Regions from separate parts of the Homo sapiens genome. Here region 1 is linked to region 2. A link is a loop called in an ENCODE intact Hi-C map of the cell type or tissue named here. Cell type or tissue: Caco-2. All regions are shown on one strand. Links, peaks and the distances in the headings refer to the core of each region. The heading gives the core; the rest is flanking DNA.

Region 1 (2,931 bases), core at 118-2,617, 110 kb after region 2:
ACTTAAATGCCTCATCAGCTTCAATTCTCTCTGGCTTAATTTGTGTGTAGGGGTTGAAATTATTTTCCAGCTTCAGAAGACCTGCCTCAGGAGTTTCCCTTGTAAACCTTGCTTATTTTATAAGCAAATGAGAAAGACAAATTGCTGGCTGAATTCATGGGTCTTAAGCTTAATAGCTCCTTGTAGGGAAGTACAGAATACGGCCAGGGGTGGGAGGGAGGTGAGTGACTAATACAACCCCTGTGTAGTCTTTGTTAGGAAGAAGATTAGAGAACCTAGAGCCAGGATATTGTTGAAATGCTCTAGGGTGGTGGCAATCCACACTGTTCAACTGGTTATACTTTGGGTAGAAAGGATGACAGAATAAATGAGAGTGGATGACCAGTCTGGTTAAATAGCAACCAGAAGAAGTGGGTCTGGCGATTAAGTTCAAAGAATGGTGCCTTTCTCTTGGTACCTTCTTGATAGTGTGAGCTCAAGCAAAGCATGGGAAAACATCTAAGCCATGAAGGTATGGATCCATGTGGCTCTGATATCTTTTTAGTGGTGGAATTTGGAGAAATTTGAACACTTGTGCTACAGAGATATGACTATGTATGAGGATGGCTCTGGTCATCCCGACATTTCTCTACCCACATATTAACCCCAAACATTTCTTTACCCATATATTAACAGGAGATATTTGTGATGAATTTGCCAAAGTACCTGAGGAGATCATCAGAATCTCTGACTTAGACCTATGGTCTAGATAATGTGGGGTGGGGTGGTACTCAAGAGTCGATTACTAGATTCTGGGGTTTGTTTCTTGACCCTCAATTTCAGGCATCATTGAGAAAGTTCTTGAGCAGCAGAAGCTTCTTTTTCACAAATATAACTCTTGTATCCTTGTCTGTGGAATGCAACGATTTTCGTGGTTTGGGTTGGACAACCAGATTGGATTTCTATGTTTGGGAACAGGCAGTATTCTCTCTGCCATCTCTACTCATGAACAGCTGCTGGGTATATTGGCGCTGTCCCACAGGTGGGACTAATTTTGCTTATATTTGCTCACAGGGTTTTGAGAGTCTCATTTGAATATAATTACTGAGATTGCTGCTCCTTTACTTTTTATAAAAAAGATCTGCAGTATGGAATGCATTACTCATGAAAAGAGATTGCATTAGGCTGGATAATTGAAAGACTAACAAGGCCTCGAAGAGCATATTCAATAAAGGCAGAGGATACAGTAAAGCAGGAACAAGAGATTGCAAGAAAGCATCAGAGGTCCAAGAAACTTCCAAGCGCAGCTCCCCAGTGTCTTTCTTATTTGCATCAGGATATGCAATGTTTCCAAATTGAATTACCAAGAATTGTGTGATGATAAATCTTTGTTTTGGGAAAGGTACTTAAACATTTCCAACAGGGTCTTTTATATCCTCTTGGTCACATAGCCAAGCCAGGATATCCAACTGATTATACTGGGTATAAGCCATCAATAAACAAACTGGTTCTGACTGCCACCAGGAGAATTTGAACTTTAATCATCACATCATTAATCATTAGCTCACTATTCTTGTCTTGGCTGAGTCAGGGCCAGAGTCCCAAGAATTCCTGAAGATTAGCAAAGAGTTGTCCTGGTCAAGCTCTAAGGTACCTATCTTGCACAATCTACCCTCTGACACTTAGTCACACCTTTTAAAATACATGTGTATTACTGGTTCTTTTTCCTGAAACTTTGACTATTCATAGAAAAAAGAGAAAGGGCATTTTCCAAAGAAATAACTCTCTCCCAATGAAGTATAAGTGTTTTAAAGAAACATTTCAGTTTACCAATTTTCCAGCATAAACATGTGCAACCATTACAATGGTTTTACACCTTTTCACTACTGAAATTTCTGGGGAGGAGGGTGTTGCTTTTATAAACATTGAGATATAACTTACACACCATAAAGTTCACCCTTTTAGTGTATGTAGTTCAGTGATTTTTGGCATATTCACAAGATTGTGAATCCATCACAACTATTTAATTGCAGAATATTTTTATCACTCCCTAAAGGAATCCCATACCCATTGTCAGTAACTCCCTTCCCTCCAACTTCTGCAAGCGCAAATCTAGTTTCTGTGTCTATGGAATTGCCTATTATGAACATTTTATATGAGTGGGCTATATGATACGTGGCTTTTTGTGACTGGCTTCTTTCACTTAGAACAAAGTTTTAAAGGTTCATCCATGTTGTAAGGATGTATTGGTACCTCATTCTCTTTTTAAAAACTTTATTGAGATATAATTAACATACCATTCAATTTACAGATATAAAGAGTACAATTCAATAGCTTTTTGTATATTTAAAGTGCAACTATCACAACAACCAATTTTAGAATATTTTAATTGTCTTTGAGTGTATCCTGGTTGGAGTTTCTTGAGCTTCTTGGACATGTAAATTAATATTTTAAAATTAAATTTGGAAGTTTTTGCTCATCATTATTACTTTTTTGAGATGGAGTTTCACTCTGTTGCCCAAGCTGCTGGAGTGCAGTGGCAGGATCTTGGCTCACTTCAACCTCCACCTTCCAGTTTCAAGCAATTCTCCTGCTTCAGCCTCACCAGTAGCTGGGATTACAAGCTCCCACCACCAGGCCTGGCTAAGTATTTTTAGTAGAGATGGGGTTTCGCCATGTTGGCCAGGCTGGTCTCGAACTCCTGACCTCAAGTGATCTGCCTGCCTTGGCCTCCCAGAGGGAGGGATTACTGGGATTACAGGCATGAGCCACCATGCCGGGCTGGTCATTATTTTTTAAAATATTTTTTCTGCTCCTTTCTAGCCTCTCTTGGATTTTCATTATGTGTATGTTGGTAATTTACTGATGTCCCACAGGACTCTGAGGCTCTATTCCTTTTGTTTATTCTCTTTTCTTTTCTCATACGGAATAATCTCAATCTACTTATCTTGA
Region 2 (2,931 bases), core at 295-2,794:
TGCTTATTGCAGTACTACTCACAACAGCAAAGACATGGAATCAACCTAAATGTCCATCAATGGTAGATTGGATAAAAATGTGGTACGTATACAACATGGAGTACTATGCAGCCATAAAAAAGATCATGTCCTTTGCAGCAACATGAATGGAGCTGGAGGCCATTATTCTAAGCAGACTAACACAAGAACATAAGGAAACCAAATACTGCATGTTCTCACTTATAAGTGGGAGCTAAACTTTGAGTACATATGGTCATAAAGAAGGGAACAACAGACACTGGGGCCTATTTCAGGGTGCAGGGTGGGAGGACAGTGAGGACTGGAAAACTACCTACCAGGTACTATGCTTACTTCCTGGGAGACAAAATAATCTGTACACCAAAACCTAGTGACATGCAATTTACCTATATAACAAACATGCACATATACTTCTGAACCGAAAATAAAAGTTAAGAAAAGAAACAACAACAAAAAAGAAATTAAGGCAGGAGGGAGGATAAGTAACTTGCCCAAGGTCACAGAGCCAGTAAGGGGCAAAGCTGGGATTCAGCTCCAATTAGTTGGGCTCTAAAATCTAAACTTCTAGCTCTTACACATATGCTAGTAATTTTCATTCTGATTGATTGTGTCTCACAGAAATAAATATATTTTGCATTGTGACCTTGGAGACATATGTAGTTTTATAAAATATATTTATCCTCACAACGTATGATACCGTCTGGTAGTTTCCATTCTAGAATATTCTAATTCTAAAATTAGACTTCATTTAAAAAATACTGGTTACCAGTCGTTGATTTCACAATTGACGAACGAGTCATGTCCCACAGTTTAAAAAGCACTGTATTATGCTTATTTCCACCTGTATCAATATGCTAAATGCTATATATGCAAAATGTTATAGTTTCCACCAAGATAATTTTGGCAGCAATACAGTTTCTATGTTGTTTTCTATTCTTGGAATTTTCTTCCTCTAAATCTTGAGAAGTCCTCATCTTTATCTAAAAAGCTTTAAACACCTTGCATAAAAATTTCCTTGTTCACTTAACTGCTGTGTCAGGGTTTTATCTCATCCCTCAGTTTGCTCATCAATTTTCTGAAGTCACTTTTGTACTTCTTGATTGCATTATTTATCTTTGTGCTTTATTGTTCTTTGTAGTTTTGTGGATTGTAGATTATTGATCGCAGTTAAAGACACAGTATATACTTAAAACTGTTTATGTATTTTTCTATTCACATACATGTGCTTAAATATTACCTAACAATTAATACAAAAGCTGAGAACCTTGCTATTTTTGCAAAAATAATGTAGCTTGCACTGGTATCTCTGGCCAAATTCCTAGTTTCATATGAAAATTCTAGATAGGATAGTTTCACTACCAAACTCAAAATAAAGCTACTAATCTTCAATAAAGCATTATATTTAAAAAAATCTGTAGTATTCTTAATCATAAACACATGAAAAAATACCGGAGACATTCTCAAAATTATAGTTTTGGAAAAAATCTTAGGAGCCACTACCTCATGGGGGCATCCTCTTCCTTTGCTGGATAGCTCAAATCCTTCCTTATGCTGAGCTGAAAACCTCTCTGCAATTTTTACCCTTTCATTTCAGTTCTGTTTACTCCTTCTTCTTTGTCATAAGCCTTCAAATATTTGTACATAGCTATCATATCTCTTAGGCTTGTGTTTCTTTAACTGACTTTTAGACTGAACCTCTCCTCTCATAGCCCCGGGGAATCCCAGTTTGTTTATAATTCCTTAAAATATATATTATAAAATGACACAGAGTATAGCAGTACTTCTAAAGATCTGCTTGTTACTGCCTAAAATTATTGTCCAAAATTATAGTGACCTTGTAACAGCTATGGTAAACCTTTTTTGCTTTGTGTGTGTGTGTGTGTTTAACAAAGAAGAGTTATCAAAACAGGTATCTGCCTTCTTAGAAGTGTAAAACTGATTTAAAAAAGACTAAATACATACCAGCAACCATAAAGGAACTGACCACATTGAGAAAAACTTTTAGTCATTAGAAAGAGTAAAAATACCAATCACAAATTGGCAGAAAATAATTATAACACATATAATCTATATTGGATCTGTATATACAATATGTAAAAAACTTCCATCAATAAGAAATTTAAAAAAATAGAAAAATAGGCAATGACAAGAGCAGACATTTCACAGGAGAATGCAAATGATGCATAAACATATAAAATGTTCAACTAATTAGTAATGAGGACAATATAAGTTATCATAATTAGAAACTTTTCAAGGAATACATTTGCATTTTTATTATATTCAGTTTCCAGACAAATAGGGCTAAAGTTTTTCTATGCCTTTTTATTAAAACCTAATTTATTGCTTTTTAAAAAAAATTTTAAGTTTTAGGATACATGTACAGGATGTGTAGGTTTGTTACACAGATAGATGTGTGCCATGGTGGTTTGCTGCACCTATCAACCCATCACCTAGGTATTAAGCCCCGGATGCATTAGCTATTTGTCCTGATGCTCTCCCCTCCCCACTCCAAGACTCTAGTGTGTGTTATTCCCCTCCCTGTGTCCACGTGTTCTCATTGTTCAGTTCCCATTTATAAGTGAGAACATGCGGTGTTTGATTTTCTGTTCCTGTGTTAGTTTGCTGAGGATAATGGCTTCAAGCTTCATCCATGTCCTTGCAAAGGACATGATCTCGTTCCTTTTTATGGCTGCATAGTATTCCATGGTGTATATGTACCACATAATTAGAAACCATTTTATACTGTATGACTGAAAAACATTAAAAAGTTTATCAGACTTTTAGTGAAGATGTAGTAAAGGGAAATTTCATATATTACTCTGGAAAACATTTTGGATTACCTAGTAAAGTTGAAAATACACATCCCATATGGCTCAGCAACATGTGCATCAGTAGATGTCCAAAGCTGTTCTT

What was found. Hi-C counts contacts between places; a loop is a spot of excess contacts. Peaks named below come from ENCODE experiments on the same cell type or tissue, not always from the same donor. Only the 100,000 strongest peaks of a DNase experiment are listed, where the experiment ranks them.
Region 1: it touches region 2 in a loop (5-fold over the local background); 8 of 110 quality-filtered maps call a loop at or near these places.

What each region holds. Positions count from the first base shown.
Region 1 is chr11:101,865,462-101,868,392 of GRCh38, reverse strand. No RefSeq gene overlaps it. Among named protein-coding and RNA genes, the nearest start is that of CEP126, 48 kb to the left of the region's middle. In Caco-2, for the core only: no CTCF peak of the experiment used is centred there; a DNase peak (open chromatin) is centred at 1,582.
Region 2 is chr11:101,973,110-101,976,040 of GRCh38, reverse strand. The region is part of intron 6 of CEP126 (centrosomal protein 126); the gene reads right to left. Among named protein-coding and RNA genes, the nearest start is that of ANGPTL5, 58 kb to the right of the region's middle. In Caco-2, for the core only: a CTCF peak has its summit at 1,533; no DNase peak of the experiment used is centred there.